Regions from separate parts of the Homo sapiens genome. Here region 1 is linked to region 2. The links are chromatin contacts, found by Hi-C or POLR2A ChIA-PET in ENCODE. All regions are on one chromosome and are shown on one strand. Each heading gives the region's core, a stretch centred on a gene start or an enhancer-like site at or near the end of the contact. The rest is flanking DNA. Distances are from core to core; before and after follow the strand shown.

Evidence for each region. Hi-C counts contacts between places; a loop is a spot of excess contacts on that map. ChIA-PET counts read pairs that join two places held with the same protein, here RNA polymerase II (POLR2A). Pooled maps may share reads with other maps.
Region 1: a loop to region 2 is called in a map of heart left ventricle, with 3 times the contacts of the local background. The contact joins the promoter of MID2 here to the enhancer-like site in region 2. A Hi-C loop is called at or near these places in 3 of 168 maps with a recorded cell type or tissue (endothelial cell of hepatic sinusoid, heart left ventricle and naive thymus-derived CD4-positive, alpha-beta T cell) and 7 of 50 pooled maps. POLR2A ChIA-PET finds 5 or more read pairs at or near these places in 7 of 52 experiments (CD4-positive, alpha-beta T cell, CD4-positive, alpha-beta memory T cell, MCF 10A and 4 more).

The regions. Positions count from the first base shown.
Region 1 is chrX:107,824,416-107,827,425 of GRCh38, reverse strand. It overlaps MID2 (midline 2), which reads right to left and starts at 1,560. Exons shown (of 10, transcript NM_012216.4): 1 at 996-1,560. The coding sequence starts at 999. RefSeq lists silencers at 743-792, 953-1,142.
Region 2 is chrX:107,740,219-107,742,930 of GRCh38, reverse strand. All of the region lies in intron 1 of TSC22D3 (TSC22 domain family member 3), which reads left to right. Among named protein-coding and RNA genes, the nearest start is that of TSC22D3, 34 kb to the left of the region's middle. Within about 2 kb of position 1,355, at least 30 of the 41 ENCODE cell types and tissues checked have a DNase peak (open chromatin) inside an H3K27ac peak, as active enhancers do; they include heart left ventricle, where a contact is called at or near this core.

The DNA.
Region 1 (3,010 bases), core at 311-2,810, 84 kb before region 2:
TTGAGAAGTAAGATGCTGCATGGCTGGGAGGCTGGGAGTGCACACGTTGATGGGGAAAGGCTGGGGTCCAAGGGGCTCTGCTGGGGGATTTGGGTAGGCAAGTAAGCGTTGTGACATAGGAAGGTGAGTGATCCTGAAAACGGGTAGGGGACCGTGGAAGAGAGAAAGTAAAGAGTACAACGACTGCAGGATTTCAATTTCCTGCTCTAAGAAGAAACACCTCTGAAAAATAATGTGCAACACACGAAGTGCTAAGTAACCTAAACCTTATCATCACCAGTAATGTTTCTGTAAATCTACTCCGCCGTTATTTACTTAATTCTTACAAGGCAGGAATGGAAAATCCCCACTCTCCCTGGTTGCGTCGCAGTCTGTCCTGTGGACATATGTAAGTTTTCCCTCTCCCCCACAGAGCTGATTTCACAGCTAGGCCAGAAATAAGGAACCATCCAGACGGAGACTCGAGGATCGCTCCCTGGCAGAAAAGGGATTAAGTTTCACCGGGCCTCCCCGCCGGCAGGGCGTCCGCAGCCACGCCGGCTGCTGCGACAGCACCGCCCGGCAGACGGCCGGCCAAGGGGCGACGCCTGGGCCGAGGAGGCTGCCGGCTGCGGGAGCGTGGGAAGGCGGCCGTGCCCTTTCCCAGACTCGCGCCCAGGCGCCGGGGGATTCGCTCGACTGCCCGCGCCGGGCCCGGCCAGGCTGCGCAGAGGCCTCGGCCGCCCCCGCCCCGCACCCCGGAGTGCAAACTCCGTCCCAGGAGGGCAGTGGCAGGAACCCGGGCCCCAACAGCATGACTGAGAGCCGGAGCTGAGCTGGGGCCCCCGTCGCCGTTTCGAGCCTCGCGGGCCCCATCACCCTGCCTCGCCGAGCCGGAGAGCCCTCGGCCAACGCCGGGCCCCGGCGGCACCTGAAAAGCGGCCGGAGCCGGAGACTAGCCCTGCGAGGGCTACGACGCTCGACCTCCAGGGCCGCGGCGAGGGGGCGCGTTTTACCCATAGCGTTCCCAGGTGCCAGCCATCTCCTCCGCTCGCTCGAGGGCGCTGGGCTCTCGTCTGCCTCCGCAGCGGGTTGGCTCGGGCTCCGGCGCGAGCTCCCGGGCCCCGGTCGCCGCCGCCGCCGCTACCACTGTAGGCCGCCGCCCGCCTTCGCCGCCGCTGCCGCTACCGTCGCCGACGCCGCGCAGCAGCCGGGATCCGCCAGCCCGCGCGCCCCGCAGGGGACAGCACGGCGGCCGCGATGCTACCGCAGCTGGGCCTCCCGAGCTAAACTTAAGAGTTTTCGCCCCTCAGTCCAGGGGCAGCACCATGACACCACGGCAGCACCACACTGTCATTTCCGCCGCCGCAGAGGAAAAAAAAGGCAATCCCTTCCAAAAGGGAGGCGGAGTGGGGGCAAACGGGGCTGGGGCTGACACCCCAAGGGAGCACTGGGAAGGGCCCAAGAAGAAGGGGTGCTCGGCCACCTTCCCAGGCTCACCTTCCGCCGCCCCCGCCACTCCCAGCTCCCCCAGCCCTTCCTCTGGAGGCACGTTTACATGTCTTCTCCCCTGGCAGGAGTGACCGGAGAAACCTGAGCAAGCAAAGGCAGCCGGTGGGTGGGGCTCGGGTTACTACTGTACCTACCAGCTGATTCCAGCAGCCTTTTCTCCAGCGCCCTGTCATCTTGAAGGAAGACACACCGAGAGGGACCCGGACGGGTGTGCGTGTGTGTGTGTATGGTGTGTATGTGCGTGTGTGTGTGTGTGACAGAGCGACAGAGATAGCTAAATGTGTGTGAAATGCAGAAGGAAGGCTATGGCTAAACTCTTCTCCCACTCCCCAATCCCCCTGTCCCCCAACCCCACAAACCCCCAGGTTAGAACAAGAAAGAGGCCTTTGCAACGGGTAATAAGAAGAGAGAGCCGGGTCCACCGCAGAGATCCTCCCTATGAAGCTGCTCTATGCAAAGTTAACTACAGAGTAAAACAAAAATAGTGGAGGAGATAGAAAAGGGCAGACAATTGAAGGAAACCGAACCTCTCTTTCTTTTTACAAAAAAAGAATGGCTGTGTTTTATTGGCCTCGGGCAGAAGTTGTGGAGGTGGATTAAAACCATCAAAAGAAAAAAAAAAGTAGGATTTTTCTTGTACCTTCAAATTGTTGACCAGTAAAACAAGAGGGTCGTTACCACATGGACAATGAGGCAGATGCTAGCTATCCAGCTATTCCAGGTCCCTAATAAGCTAATTGGTCCATTTGGAATCCAGCATCCTCCCATTGGTCTGGAATCAGCCTGTTTGCTGACCTGTCATTGGCTCAGAGACCACCACCCGACTCAAAAGGTGGATGGGAGAGGGAAAGAGCAGGAAGCCCCATAAGAGACTCTGTTTCTAACTTGGGGCAAAAAGGGAGAAGAAGGGGAAAGAAATGAGAAAATGGGAAGACTCACCCCAGCACACACACACACACGCCTCCCATCATTGTGCATAGGAACAAGTCCAGAAAAATTGAGGTATCTCTTGGTATATCCCTTCAGGGAACCAATAGTAATCAGTCAACACTCCTGTTAAACAATGTGCTAGAGAGCACTGAGGTGGAAACCAAGACAAAAGTCACAACCAGGCTCTCCTGATGAAAGTCTGGCCCCTAAGAGAAGTAAAAGTTAGTGAGTCACACTTAAAGCACAGGCAACAAAAGCAAAAATAGGTAAATGGGACCATAAAACTTTCAAACATCTGCACAGGAAAGGACACAATCAACAGAGTGAAAAAGCAACCTACAAAATGATAGAAAATATTTGCAAACCATATATCGGATAATGTGCTAATATCCAGAATGTATAAAGAACTTCTATAGCTCAATTAAAAAAAAAACTCTTAAAAGTGGACAAAAGACTTGAATAGACATTTCTCCAACGAAGATATACAAGTGGCCAACAGGCATATGCAAAGATGATCCACATCACTAATTGTTAGGGAAATGCAAATCAAACCCCAATGAAATATCACTTCACATCCATTAGGATGGTC
Region 2 (2,712 bases), core at 106-2,605:
GGCAGCCTGTGGGAACGGGCGCTGCTCTCGGGGCTCCCGAGGAGCAGGGATCTCTCGCGGATGATGTGAAGAGCCCATACTGATCCCAGGGCGGGATCAGGTTCCCCTCAGGAATCTGGGAAACTCGCAGGGAGGACGTGCGTGGGCTGGTTAAACTGTCTGGGGTCTGGGGCCGTTGGGTCATTGGACTGTAAATGCAGGGAGGGGGCAGGCAGACTTGCCATATTACAGGCTCTGGTCCCTGCAAGGGACCTTGGATGCCTTCAAGTCCCCTTGCTCCTTTTATGAAGGAGGGTGAAGGGGGAGAGACGGACTTCCACAAAGCCAGAAGACCAGCGGGCAGAGAGGCTTGTTGTTCTGTGTGATCTTGTGACATGGGGACTCCCTCTATTTCCCAGGCCTTCCAGGGAAGCATTAGTGAGCTGAAAGGAGCCTCGGCGGGGAGAACAGTGGTGATGTGCCACACAGAAGGCAGCATCAACCACAACAAACAAGCAGAGCCTCTCAGACACACACAACTCAGTCTCTCTCCCTCTCTCTCTTTCTCTCTCTCTCCCTCCCTCCCCCGCTCCCTCCCCCCTTCCTAAACACCGCGCGCGCGCGCACACACACTCTCTCTCTCTCTCTCTCTCTCTCTCTCTCTCTCTCTTTCTCTCTCTCTCTCTCTCTCAAATACATGTGCCTGAAAGTATATGCTGAGACTTAACTGCACACCCGTCCCAAGCCCTTTAACATGGCTCTGTGGCACTGACTTTCTGTGAAGGCACCCGGAAGCCCAGCCCACATCACCTGCTGGTGCAACTTCACTTTGCCGAGGTGTTGGGGGAGGGACAAGGTTCCTTGGGAGGGGAGGGGCCTTTTCTAAAGCTTAAAAAAAGGAAAGAAAGAAAACAAAGCAAGGCTGAAGTCCTCCCACAGGCAGGCTCGTGCTCCGGGTGTGCTTTCGCAGGCCAGAAACTACAGAACTGGGAGTACTGCCAAGTGCTTTATCAAAGGAAACAGCCCGCCCAACAGCTGGAGATGGGCTCTTGCCAGCTGTGTGTGCCTCTCAGTCTCTCCTTCTCCTTTTCTCTCCCCTTTTCCTATCTCCATCCATCCATCTCCTGCAGCCTTGCACTTTGCACTGGGCTAGCCCTACAGACAGAATTCCTTGGACCACAGAGAGTACCCTTGATGCTGAGCAAGTGAGCAGATTGCTGCCCCAGCTGGATTGGAGGAGGCCGTTCTTGCAAAGGGATGTGTTACCCATGAGTTGGTCTCCAGGCACTGAGCAAGGGGCTGCTGCGTTGTGGGCGCTTCTGCTGCAGCTAGAGCCTTAGGAAGATACAGTCCAATAGTTTCTCCTTAGCCTCCTTTCGCCCATGGTGGGAGGCGGGTGCCTGGCTGCGCTGTGTGTGTTGGCGGCAACAGGGTGTTTTCCAGCAACCTCAGCAACTTTGCCATCCATATTCATTAATTAGTTAATGACTTGGATTCATTTCTCTAAGCCTTGGGCTTCCCAGAGTGGGAGGAGACAATGTGGGAGTGGGGGAGAGCTCTGAGGAAAGTTGTTCTCCCCTTGCTGGGGTGTGGTTGAGGGGGCTTCACTGCCACACACTAAGAAAGAAAGGGAAAGGGGGATCTACGGTGGCTTCGCCCCTTCTCCCAGTCCTCACTCATTTCAGGCTCCCAATTTGCCAGCTAAAGTGGCCAGCATAGCCCCAAAAGGCAGCTCTGAGCTGCGTTTGTAGAAGCAACCCCAGGGAGAAAGATGCCAGTGGGGCTGCCTAGTTCTGTGAGTGGCAGTGCTGAGTTCTGGGAGCTGAAGGCAACAACCTCATCCCTGAGGAGGTCTAGGGGCTTCATTCTCTTCCCTAACCATAGCCCACACCTCAGTAGACCCCTGGAGATGGCTTAGGCAAACCTAACATCTCCCCTGCCAGCCTGGCCACACCTCAAGGGCAGGATCCTTGTGATGTTCATCTCCCTACTCCCAATGCCTGTCATGTGCTTGGGGCTTAAGTAATGTCTGGTGACCCGGACTCTGGGGAAACTCACTTTAAAGCTTGGGTCTTACCAAGTGGGAGGCAGTAACTTGGTCTGTGTGTATTTCCCAAGGTTGCCATGTTGAGCTTATTCATTCTTTAGCAGAGTTTGGCTGAATGAGTACCAGTGAAATGGCAGACACCAGTTTTGGTTGCTATGGGGGTTACCAAGAGGGACAAGGCCACAAACTTAGATAATCTTAGCTTCTGGCATCTGCTGGGCACTCTGCTGCCCATCCTCCCTCTGTTGTACACCCACTCTTTCACCGTCATGGTTCTTCAACCTCAGCCAAGCTCTTGGATCTTCTCTCTCTCTTTTTTTTTTTTAGACTGAGTCTTGCTCTGTCGCCAGGCTGGAGTGCAGTGGCACGATCTTGGCTCACTGCAACCTCCGCCTCCCGGGTTCAAGCGATTCTCCTGCCTCAGCCTCCCGAGCAGATGGGACTACAGGCGTGTGCCACCAGGCCCAGCTAATTTTTGTATTGTTGGTAGAGACGGGGTTTCACCATGTTGGCCATCATGGTCTCGATCTCTTGACCTCGTGATCCGCCCGCCTCGGCCTCCCAAAGTGCTGGGATTACAGACGTGAGCCACCATGCCCAGCACGATCTCTCTTACTGTTCTTTCCTTCCCTGAGGCTTCTTCTACAAATGGGCATGCTCATATGCTTAGTCACAAGTGGCCCTGA